Regions from separate parts of the Homo sapiens genome. Here region 2 is linked to region 1. Evidence: read pairs that join two places in POLR2A ChIA-PET (ENCODE). Cell type or tissue: K562. All regions are shown on one strand. Links, peaks and the distances in the headings refer to the core of each region. The heading gives the core; the rest is flanking DNA. Region 1 holds the start of PABPN1L (PABPN1 like, cytoplasmic). Region 2 overlaps CDT1 (chromatin licensing and DNA replication factor 1).

The links. Peaks named below come from ENCODE experiments on the same cell type or tissue, not always from the same donor. Only the 100,000 strongest peaks of a DNase experiment are listed, where the experiment ranks them.
Region 2: POLR2A ChIA-PET joins it to region 1 with 6 read pairs; 21 of 35 experiments call an interaction of 5 or more read pairs at or near these places.

Annotation. Positions count from the first base shown.
Region 1 is chr16:88,866,517-88,873,864 of GRCh38, forward strand. PABPN1L (PABPN1 like, cytoplasmic) reads right to left here and starts at 144. Exons shown (of 7, transcript NM_001080487.4): 1 at 1-144. The coding sequence starts at 90. RefSeq lists an enhancer at 4,712-4,851. In K562, for the core only: no CTCF peak of the experiment used is centred there; DNase peaks (open chromatin) are centred at 4,195, 4,674 and 4,955; H3K4me3 peaks cover 303 bases.
Region 2 is chr16:88,804,915-88,809,469 of GRCh38, forward strand. It overlaps CDT1 (chromatin licensing and DNA replication factor 1), which reads left to right. Exons shown (of 10, transcript NM_030928.4): 4 at 526-723; 5 at 810-955; 6 at 1,107-1,207; 7 at 1,572-1,760; 8 at 2,137-2,289; 9 at 2,367-2,568; 10 at 3,201-4,344. The coding sequence ends at 3,364. It overlaps APRT (adenine phosphoribosyltransferase), which reads right to left. Exons shown (of 5, transcript NM_000485.3): 5 at 4,425-4,555. Among named protein-coding and RNA genes, the nearest start is that of CDT1, 3.4 kb to the left of the region's middle. RefSeq lists enhancers at 1-306, 307-1,189, 1,927-2,440. In K562, for the core only: no CTCF peak of the experiment used is centred there; no DNase peak of the experiment used is centred there; H3K4me3 peaks cover 705 bases.

The sequences.
Region 1 (7,348 bases), core at 1,782-5,781:
CCAGCCCTGGGCCTCAGGGTCTGAGGAGACCGTCTGGAGCCAGGCCTGAGTCGGGGGTGGGAAGAGAGAGCGGCTCGGGAAGGGCCACATGGTAGAGGGGCAGGAGGAAGGTGGGCCAGGCGAGGCCTCCCCTCCACTCCCCTCGCGTCCGCACCTGCCCAGGCTCTCCTGGAGTTTTAAGCCCTCCCCTGAGGCCAGCTGCTCCCACTAGAGCATTTGCAAAGGCTGAGTGGGGCTGAGCTTCCAGCCTTGGCTCCCGGCCCCGCCCCTTCCCTGTCACTCGGACAGGTACCTCCAGGACACTCTCCCTGGAGGAAGGAGAGGCTGAGTTGAGTGGGGGTCACCGGTCTCTTCTGCTTCCGCCTGGCCACGCTGTGGCTCACTGGAGCCTTGGTCTGTGACAGGGTTCACACCTCAGCAGCATCCACACGGCACGAACGCCACACTGCATGAACACTCGATCTAAGTGGGAACACGGGAGTGGTTTCTTCTAGTACCAGGGACCAAGCAGGCTGGAGAGGTGGCTTCCGACCAGGAGAGGCAGGGCCTGAGCAGAGACCGAGAGCAGGTGCATGGGATGAGAGGGCCGAGGCAGGTTGGGGCGGGGTCCTGGGCCCAGAGGAGGGGCAGCAACAGCTGTCTCTGCATCCTGACCCCCATGGAGTCCCCAGGGACCCTTGCCTCCCTAACCCTTATTCTGGGCCTTTTTTTTTTTTTTCTTTTTTTTTTAGGCAGGAGTCTTGCTTTGTTGCCAAGTCTGGAGTGCGGTGGCGCGATCTCGGCTCACGGCAACCTTTGCCTCCCAGGTTCGGGTGATTCTCCTGCCTCAGCCTCCTGAGTAGCTGGGATTACAGGCACCTGCCACCATGCCCAGCTAATTTTTTTTGTCTTTTTAGTAGAGACAGGGTTTCACCATGTTGCCCAGGCTGGTCTCGAACTCCTGACCTCAGGTGATCCGCCCGACTCGGCCTCCCGAAGTGCTGGGATTACAGGCGTGAGCACCGCACCTGGTCTGGGTCATCTTTTAGGTGGGAGCCACTTCCATGAGGCCAGAATTATTCTGCTGTGGGGCGGGGGCTCCGTGGGGAGTGACGGCGTGAGTTATTGTGGGGCGGGGTCTCCGTGGGGAGTGACGGCGTGAGTTACTGTGGCGGAATTCAGTGGGCATCCGGTGGTGTCTGCACCTGGCTTCACCCATGCAGGGTTGCAGCAGGAGGTGACCCGTGTCCGCCCTTGCGCCTCCCTCTGCACCTGCCACCGCGGCTGCTGGAGTCTGCTCTGGCCTTCATCTCCAGTGCTGCCGTCTCCCACCCACTCTGTGAAGGACTCGGGGCCAGGGGGTCATGCATGGCTCTTACCCCTGCCATTGGTGGTGGGAGACGGGGCCCCCTGCACAGCTCCTACCCCCAGGCCGAGGCCATCCTCTCTGTGACTGCACCCCGGTGTTTAGCCAGTGGGGCTGGGATTCCTGGGAATTTGGGACTGGGGGAGGAGAGAGAGACAGGGCGTGGCCTAGGCTGGAGCTGCACTGCTGCACCATGCACCACCCACGCAGGGCGGCCCTTCCTCCATCTTGGGCTGGGGGCTCGGGGAGCAGGTGGACATGGAGGCTGCCACAGCCTGGGAACCCAGGCTCCTGCACCCAGTCTGTTCTCACCTCTGTAAAAGCCAGAAGGTGTCTGAGATGGGTCTCAATCAATCAGTTTAGAGGTGTATCTTGCCAAGGTTAAGGGTGCACCCAGGAAAAAGAAACACGAAGCCACAGGCAACATCTGTGCTCTGCTTTTTCCAAAGAGGGTTTGGAGGCCGGGCATGGTGGCTCACGCCTATAATCCCAGCAGTCTGGGAGGCCGAGGTGAGCGGATCACTTAAGGTCAGGAGTTCAAAACCAGCCTGGCCAACATGGTGAAACCCTGTCTCTACTAAAAATACAAAAACAATTAGCCAGGCATGGTGGCGGGCGCCTGTAATCCCAGATACTTGGGAGGCTGAGGCAGGAGAATCACTTGAACCCGGGAGGCAGAGGTTGCAGTGAGCCGAGATCGCGCCACTGCACTCCGGCCTGGGCGACGGAGTGAGACTGTCTCAAAAAACAAAAACAAAAAAACCCAAAGAGGGTTTGGAGACTTTTATACTTAAAGGGAAAGAGCGGGCAGGAGGGGAACACAGGAAGGAAAGAAAAGGGAGGGCGGATAAAAGGCAAGTGGTAGCGTTCCTTTGAATCTCTGATTGGCAGTCACCAAATGCACATTTTGAAATGTGGAAGGTGGGGGTAGAGAAGAGAATTACGTAGCCCCACGCTCAGCGACTCTGCGTTTCCACAGAAGATAAAACTGCCACAGGGAATAGGAAGCTGGCAGGTTCGCATTCGCCTCCGGTGAGCGGAGGGTAACGTTAGCTCTGTCCTTTGTCCCATACCTGGGAAGATAAGCTGCTAGATCACACTATCTGGGTGGGATCCAGCAGAACTGTTTCAGAGCCAAGATCTTGGGACCCACAAGGAATTTCCCTGTAAGCGCGATGCGAGGAGGCACAGGCTTCTTCATCTTCGTGGCTGTCCAATTAGGAAGAAAATGGGAGGCAGGTGTGTGTGATTCGGCTCCCAGCTTGACTTTTCCCTTTGGCTTAGTGCGTTTTAGGTCCCGAAATTCTGTTTTCTTTTCCCACCTCCAGGAGGCTGACTGAAGACCATGCTGTCACCCCATCTGTTCACCACCCAGAGGATTTTCTGGGGCAGGCTCATGAGGTCGGGGAGGAATGGGCCTTGTCTGGAACCTGGCTATGGCCCTGGACGCCCCTTCCCCTCTCCCTGGCTCCGCACAGCCACACACTTACGTGTGCGTGGTCCCTGGACGCTGTTCCCCCTGCGAACACGGTGCCACTGTTTCCGGGAGGGCTGCCGGGCTGCTCCTCCTCCCTCGAGAGCCGCTGTCCTCACGCCTTTCCTGCTGTCCGTCCAGTGTTGATGACTTGGCCAGCTCTCCCCTTAGAAACCAAAGCTCCTCAGGGGCAGCGCCCACATCTGCACCGAGGACAGGTACGCTGGGTGGAGTGCGGCCTCAGCCTGGGATCCTCCTGTTGGGATGGAGCCCCCTGCCCCGTGTGTCTGTGCCTGTGTGTTGGAGGGTCTGCCAGCACCCGTGCCTCCACCTCCCTGTCAGAGGCAGGATTGCAACCAGTTCCATCCAAGACCAGAGTCTGCTGGACTCGGCCCAGGCCCTGACGCATGCCCCTCTGAGCTCGGGCCCCGGCCATGGAAAACCTTGTCATCCTCACCCTGTCTGAGATTGCTGACACACAAGGCCCGGCCAGGGCTCCTGCCAGCTGCCTGGCAGGGGACAGACGGCTCCGACCCTGGCCTTTCCAGTGACACTCTTCAAATACACCCTGTTCCAGAGCCGGGCCTGAGGATTCATGGCAGCCTGGCCCCTGGGGCCCCAGCGCCCAGGACAACTCCTATTCCAGACAGGATCCGTGTGTGACCCAACACCAGGGCCCCATGGGGGTGGCTGAGAGGGGCAAGCCGTCCCTTCCTGTGCTGTCCACCCTCAGGTCCCCTGTGTCCCCTCAGTTTTCATTTCTTTTTTTTTTTTGAGATGGAGTCTCACTCTGTTGCCCAGACTGGAGTGCAGTGGCACGATCTCGGCTCACTGCAACCTCCACCTCCTGAGTTCAAGGGATTCTCCTGCCTCAGCCTCCCAAGTAGCTGAGATTACAGGCACCCGCCACCACACCCAGCTAATTTTTTGTATTTTTAGAAGAGATGGGGTTTCACCATGTTGGCCAGGCTGGTCTTGAACTCCTGACCTCAGGCAATCCACCCGCCTCGGCCTCCCAAAGTGCCGGGATGACAGGCGTGAGCCACCGTGCCTGGCCTCCCCTCAGTGTTGTCTGTGTCCCCTGAGGTCCCCTGTGTCCCCCATCGGGGTCGGAGGTGTCATGGCCCCAGCCCCAGCACTGTCTGAGGTGGGGCTGCTCAGGCAGGGGCTCCAGTCTTGGAATCCTCAGGACCATCTCCCGGGTGTAAAGTTGTTGGGACCCCCCCAAAGTCCCCTTTGCAGGCTCAGCCGTTGCCAGCCCTGCAGGGACCCTCGTGGCTGGGGCTGCTGCTCCTCCCTGCCTGTGTGCTCCCGCCCTGCCTCTTCCCCGTCGTGCTCCCGCCCTGCCTCTTCCCCGTCGCCCCAGCCCCACGTCACACACTGGCCTGTTTGTCCCTGCAGTGTGCGTGGTGCATGGGGAGGCCCCGCCCTACCAGGCACGGAGGAGCCCCAGCAGGTAATTAGTGAATTCACGGGTGAGACGAGGCTCAGCCGAAGCCTCCTGGGACCCAAGGAGAGGAACAGCCAGGCGACAGCGAACGTTCGCTTTATTACACGGACACGGCGCTAACCCGACTATTGCATCTCACAGCATCTACAGGCCAAACCCATAGTACGTCAGACGGAGCGGCGAGGGCCACCTCGCAGCCCTGCACAGCCTGCAGACCCAGGGCATGGGCTTCTCACAACTACAGAAAACAACTCAACTCCTCTGGGAGAGTCAAAAAAAAGAGGAGGAGAAAGTAGAGAGTAAGTCCCCTCCCCACCAGGCTGCACATGGCTGTGCCCCCGCCTGGTCCTCACCGGCCCGACCCCCTCGGCCCTGGCAGATGGGGTTGGGGAGCTGACAGCTGGCCTGGCGGGGCTCCCCACCCCAGCCAGGTGGGGACAAGGGAGGCCTGTTGCCGTCATTGACGTATTTCAAAAGCAGGTTTCACTCTGAGTACTGACGCTGAGTTCCCGTTCCTCTGGGTCTTTGGGAAGCTACTCCGGGGCTTGGCTGGATTGAAACATAAAGAACAGAAAGTGTCCAAAATGGAGTTTCCTAGAACTTCGGGAAAATGGAGCAGGGGTTGTCAGCAGCGCCCTGGCCTTATCTCTGAAGTGTGCACGGGAGCTGGCGGGCCTCTGGGAGGCCAGCCCCATGGACTCCCCCCTCTCCTCACTGTCTTCCTCTCCGGCCAGCACGCTCATCATCCAGGGCCCCAGCCCCATTTTGGAGAGCACCCCCTCAGTGTGGGAGCTTGCAGGGCAGTGTGGGAGGAAATAGGCCCCGGGGCTCGGGGATGCAGGGCAGGGAGGCTGCAGAGGACCCTGGGGAGCACCCATCACTCCTGGCAGAATTTATCCAGGCAGGTCTGTTCCCAGAAGTCCCCAGTCTCAGGCCGTAAGGACTCAACTCTGAGCCATCTGGGATCCCAGGAAAGGGAATGGGAGCCTGGCACCTGTGAGTACACCCCGAGGAGTGGGGCTCCAAGAGTGCTGGGGTCTCGGGGAGGCTGCATGGGGTCACCCTCCTCTCCTGGGGACACCCCCTCCAGGCATTGACCCCTGGAAACAAGGAGTGGGAGAGGGCGGCCCTGCAGCGTCGCGGCCCTGCCAGGGAATGTGCTCACCCTGGCGCCCTGGTCGGGGACCCTGGGCAGGTGTGTGGGCCGCCACCCAGTGTGTGCTCCTGGCCCCGGCCACCCACCTGGAGCTCCAGGTGGCCCCAACTGGCCAGAGCTGTTGCGAGGTACTGGTCCCACCTGCTCACAGCACCTGCAGCAGAATTTTATCTGCCCCTGCAGGTGTCTGGAGCAGTCCTGGACTGCGCTGGGTATGGAAGAGGCTGCCGCCCACCAACAGGTTCCCTTAGGGCAACAGCTGAGGTCATGGCAGGAGCAACCCTTGTCACTGGCACACGACGGGGGGCAGCTGGTGCCACTCTGGGGTCCGTGGGTGGAGAGGGTGGGGTGGGATGGAGGGACGGCTGTGTGGGTGGCCAGAGGACACACAGAGGACACGCATGTGGGGCGCGTGGGGGTGGAGGGGTGGGTGGGGGGGAAGGGCGGGGGCTGGGGGTGGGGAAAGTGATCTCTGGGATACTGGACAGATGGGGCAGAAGAAAACGTGATGAGAGAGAAGAACCAGTCACTGGGGGCCGGGTGGCGCCGGCACGAGGACGGAGGGGCCGGCATGCACATGGCTGGGATGGATGGGGATCGATGCTGGAGTCAGGCTTTGGTGTCAGCTTGAGGATCTATTTGGAAAAACTGGCAAACAGAAGCCCTTTAGGCCCATCTTGATCCCTGTCACTGTGTCGTTTGGGTGAACCCCCCATCCCCGCCGGCTCTCCCGCCAGCCCCCCATCACTGAACCTCTCGGGCCTCTGTGGCCTGTCCCCACCTGGCTGGGCCTCGTGGGCCCTCCTGGGAGGCTGGCCCCTCCAGTCCTGCAGCCTCAGCCCTGGCCAGGTCCTGGGGCGGCCCTGGCAGGCAGAGGGGCTTGCGGGTGTTCAGCAGGCCCCTCCCAACACCCACTCCTTGAGCACCGTGGGAGACGCTGGTCTCTGCCTTGTTCAGGTCAGAGGACTGGACTGGAAGGAGCCGTCCGGGTGCACAGCCATAGCACAGAGCCGGGCTCTGCTGGGGACTGGGAGGCCCTCTCAGAGGAAGGCTTCCTGGGTCCGAGGCTGGCCGGGACAAGGAGCAGTGAGGAGGAGTGGCAAAGGCTGAGGGGCGTGCATCACGAGCCTCTTTCCAAAGAGGTCATGTTGGTTCTGCTAACCCATCAGGCCATCGTCCGGCCGGGCCTTGGGCTCCCTCACGGCTGTCCTGTCCTGGCTGTGATCTCAGGATGGGAGATGCAGCTGCCGTTTGGTTTGGGGTTTGAGGAAAAGGCTCTGAAGAGCGTTTGGCTTGCCATGGTCCTGTCTTGACAGTGGCTGGCGGGAGGACAGCTTGGCAGGCTGCGCCTCTAGCCAGTGATCTGTGAGCTTGTGGAGGTGGCAGCCGGGAAGGGGTAGAGACAGGGTGACTCTCCCCAGTCCAGGTGTGGCCCCTGCCCAGACCCCCCTCTGCCTGGGGGAAGAGAAGCAGATGCCTGCAGGTGTAGACTGCAGGTCGGAACCATGGGGATGGGTACTCATGGCCACCAAGGGGACCACCCCTAACACAAGAATGCCGCCTGTCCCCGTCCCCTCCCCAGAGCTATGGGTTCCACCTGGTTTGCTGTCAGGTCTTTGACCACCAGGGCCTGGGCATATGAGCTACAGAAAGACGGGCCTCTGAAGCATCGGAGGGGGCCCCAGAGCCTTCCTGGGCAGGAGCTGCCTTGCTTCACGTGACTCGGCCAACACCCGCCCAGGGTTCCCTGACACATTGCACCCAGGACATCCCCTTCTTCTGTCTCCGGGCCTCAGTTTTCCCAGCTGTCCTGATTCCTTGTGGCCCTCGGCCACAGGGCTCCATCTGCCTGGTCTCTGGCCAGGTCCTCATGCCAGTTTTGCACTCGTGCTGAGGGTGGCTTGGTGCATGGTGGGGGGCTAC
Region 2 (4,555 bases), core at 1-4,000, 63 kb before region 1:
CGGCCACGAGGCCCCGGCAAAGGCCGGGTTGGTGGCAGGCGTGGCCCAGCGAGCCTGTCAGAGGCCCAGGTCTGCTCCTTCCAGGGAGGGTGGTGGTGAGGTCACCAGGGCGCGGACCCAGACCCCTGAGAAAAAGGTCCCGGGCACTGCTGGCGCTGTGCCCTCAGTCCCTCCTGCGGGGGGCAGCTCCTGCCTCGGGGACTCTGGCAGGTTTCAAATGCTCCTGATGCATTGGTGTGTTGTCTGCCTCTGCCCCTGAGAGCTGACGAAACTGCGCTGGGGAGAGGGCAGAGCTTCCCTGGGGGAGCTGCGTGGACACAGCAGAGCTGGGGTGTGGAGCCGGGCTTTCCCGTCACCACTGCTACCCCTAACGGTGCCAGTGCTGGTGGGTGTGCAAGGGCCGCGAAAGCCATCGTGTGTGGCATGGCAGGCCCCATCGGAGGGTCTCCCTGGCCGAGGGGCCTGCTGTGGCGTTGGAGGGGTAGGGGCCTACTGCTTCTCATGAGGCTCCTCCCTCCCTGACAGTGGCGAGAAGGCGCCCGCCTACCAGCGCTTCCATGCCCTGGCCCAGCCCGGCCTGCCGGGACTCGTGCTGCCCTACAAGTACCAGGTGCTGGCGGAGATGTTCCGCAGCATGGACACCATCGTGGGCATGCTCCACAACCGCTCCGAGACGCCCACCTTTGCCAAGGTCCAGCGGGGCGTCCAGGACATGATGCGTAGGTGAGTGGCCGGGGGTGGGCTGTGGCTGTCCTGGAGTTGGGGGTGGGCCCGGGCCTGCCTCCTGAGCCGCCCCCATCCTCCCATAGGCGTTTTGAGGAGTGCAATGTTGGCCAGATCAAAACCGTGTACCCGGCCTCCTACCGCTTCCGCCAGGAGCGCAGTGTCCCCACCTTCAAGGATGGCACCAGGAGGTCAGATTACCAGCTCACCATCGAGCCACTGCTGGAGCAGGGTGAGTGCTGGGTGCGGGACCTCGGTTTCCCCATCTGTGAGCCGCACAGTTTCCAGGGTGGGTGTGAGGTGCTGGGCATCTGGCCCAGGACTGGTCACGGGTGGGTGGCTGGGTGGCCTGGTGGGGACTTAGGCCTGGACTCGTCCCACAGAGGCTGACGGAGCAGCCCCCCAGCTCACGGCCTCGCGCCTCCTGCAGCGACGGCAGATCTTCAGCCAGAAGCTGGTGGAGCATGTCAAGGAGCACCACAAGGTGAGCGGCCCCCGGCCCCGCTGTGTGAAGATGGTGGCACCAGCACTGCCTCAGCACCTAACCCTGTGCTTGGAGCATCCCTGCCACTCACAGCTTCTCCCGGGATGGAACTGGGCTGGGTTCACCCTGAGCTGAGGGCTGGTGTGCTCAGGGTGCAGCCGCAGGCACTGAGGAGGTCCCCAAGGCGTTCAGCGAGCGCGGACCATGGGAGGCCTTGTGCTCTCCCTCCAAGCTGAGCACTGGGCAGAGGCTGAGTGACTTGCCCGAGGCGGCCCGGCTGGGACGTAAGCACAGGCCTACCTCACATGCAGTCTGCCCTTGTCTCAGATGTGCCCAGGGTCACCCATCTACTCCTTCTCCCCAGGCCTTCCTGGCCTCCCTGAGCCCCGCCATGGTGGTGCCGGAGGACCAGCTGACCCGCTGGCACCCGCGCTTCAACGTGGATGAAGTACCCGACATCGAGCCGGCCGCGCTGCCCCAGCCACCCGCCACGGAGAAGCTCACCACTGCTCAGGAGGTGCTGGCCCGGGCCCGCAACCTGATTTCACCCAGGGTGAGACTGCGAGGCTTGGGCAGCCCATTTCTCCCGGGTGGGTGGGCCAGCCTGACCCCAGGCTTAAGAGGTGGAAGCCTTGGTGATGAGCTTGACGCCTCATCTGGCTTCCTCCTTGGCTGGCGGATCCAGAGAGTTGGTGGCATTTGCCCTCTGTCCCCAGCTGCAGCCTCTAAGCCTGGCTCTGCCACTAGCCCCATGTGGGGAGTTGGCCTGGGCAGGCGATGCTGCACACTGGGACACTGCATTGACCGGCACAGACCACCCAGTGTGCTGGGTGAACTTGTGCCTTGAGAGATACCGGGGACTCCTGGGCAGACAGCCAGGGGCACGTTGCATCTTGTGACCTCTCCAGTCCAACCTGTCCCTCCCGCAGATGGAGAAGGCCTTGAGTCAATTGGCCCTGCGCTCTGCTGCGCCCAGCAGCCCCGGGTCTCCCAGGCCAGCACTGCCGGCTACCCCACCAGCCACCCCGCCTGCAGCCTCTCCCAGTGCTCTGAAGGGGGTGTCCCAGGATCTGCTGGAGCGGGTGAGTCGTCCCCAGTGATGGCGGGTGGGCGCCTGGTGACCTGCTGCCCACTAACCAGGTCCCGGTACCTGCTGCAGATCCGAGCCAAGGAGGCACAGAAGCAGCTGGCACAGATGACGCGGTGCCCGGAGCAGGAGCAGCGGCTGCAGCGCTTAGAACGGCTGCCTGAGCTGGCCCGCGTGCTGCGGAGCGTCTTTGTGTCCGAACGCAAGCCTGCGCTCAGCATGGAGGTGGCCTGTGCCAGGATGGTGGGCAGCTGTTGTACTATCATGAGCCCTGGTACGTGCAGGGCGGGGTGAAGGGGCGTGCAGGGTGGAATTGCCTGGTGCTGCAGCTGCCTCCCCAGCTTTCTGAGCAGAGGTGTCTGTCACTGATCTGTTCTGTTCAGATGTGCAGTGGGCGCTGGCCTCTTGCACTGGTGTGTCCTGGGCGCTCTGCCCTCCTTGGAGCCACCCCTGAGCCTCCGCCCGGCCCCTCCACACCTGCAGCCTCTGGAGGCAGCTTCCCCCTCACAGCTCTGGCCCTTTCCCTGACCACCTGCAGTCCTTGGTCAGAAGGGGCCCCACATGCACCCTCCACTGCCTCCCAGGCCTCTGGTGACCAGGCCCTGAGCACATAGGGGTCCTGACGCTACAGGGCACCTCCTGCCTCAGGGCTTTCATGGGCTGGCGGCCTCCATGCTCGGTGCCTCCTCACAGGGCCTCAACTGTAGGCCTGGCTCTCTCCGGTCACTGTTCACACCACCCAGACCTGGGCCTCTGATCAGAACCACCTCTGCCCTAAGTCCTGGTGATGGGGCCCTGAGGGCGACCAGGCAGGCACAGAGGTTGGGTGGTCAGGCTGGTTTCAAGTGCTGCCCGTGCAGGGCTGGGGCCCAGCACCAGCCTCAGTGTCCTCCTCTCCTCCCCCAGGGGAAATGGAGAAGCACCTGCTGCTCCTCTCCGAGCTGCTGCCGGACTGGCTCAGCCTCCACCGCATCCGCACCGACACCTACGTCAAGCTGGACAAGGCCGCGGACCTCGCCCACATCACTGCACGCCTGGCCCACCAGACACGTGCTGAGGAGGGGCTGTGAGCCTGGGGGCCACTGTGGACAGACGTGGGCTTCAGAAGCTCGCTGGCCTGGGCCCACCAGCATTTTCTTTTATGAACATGATACACTTTGGCCTTCCTTTCCCCAGCGCCCCTGAGGGCCAGAGGCAGATGTGGGCTGCAGGCTGCACAGCCCGAGGGTCTCTGGCTGCGGGCGGTGGGCCCCTTCATGGGGCTCACCTGGTGGATTCACATTAAACCGGTTTCTGTGGGCACCTCTGTCCTTGCTGCTGGTGGGGAAGGGAAGCCAGATCCAGCACCCCCTGGGGGGCCATCGGGAGTGTGGCTGGGGGTGAAGGGGGCTCTGTGGCAATATGGGGTTGGGTAGTGTGGGTGGCAGGCCATCCCCTCTAATCTTGGAACCTCTGAATATGGGACCTCCCACAGCAAAGGGTGACTTTTGTCATTAAGAAAGACTGGGGTGGGTGTGGTGGCTCACGCCTGTAACCCCAGCACTTTGGGAGGCCAAGGTGGGCAGATCACGAGGTCAAGAGATCGAGACCATCCTGGCGAACATGGTGAAACCCCATCTCTACTAAAAATACAAAAAATTAGCCGGGTGTGGTGGTGGGCACCTGTCGTCCCAGCTACTAGGGAGGCTGAGGCAGGAGAATGGTGTGAACCCAGGAGGCACAGCTTGCAGTGAGCGAAGATCGCACCACTGCACGCACTCCAGCCTGGGTGACAGAGCGAGACTCCGTCTCAAAAAAAAAAATTTCAAGACTGGAGAGGTGATCCTGAATTGTCCAGCTACGCCCCATGTCATCACAGGGCCTTCATGACAGGGCCAGAGCCAGCCAGCTTTGAAGACGCGGCCCTGCCCCGACACAGGCAGCCTGGAGAAGCTGGGCAGGACAAGTAGGACATCCCTGGAGCCTCCAGAAGGGACTGGCCTCTGCCCACACCTTGACTTCAGTATTTCTGACCTCCTAAACTCTAATAAAGTCATGCTTACAGCCACTAGATCTGCAGAAGAGCCCTCGCTTGCTCCCCTAGAAGATGGGCCCACATGGCCTCTTCCTGCAGTGCCTGGAGGGTTCTAGCTCCTGAGGTGAGAACCAGGACAGGTTCTGCTGGGCATCACGCCAAGCAGCACATGCCCACAGTACAGCTGAAGTCTGGTGTTGTCCTGGGGCTCCCTGCCCTGGGGAACAGGAGGACAGGAGACGGCTCT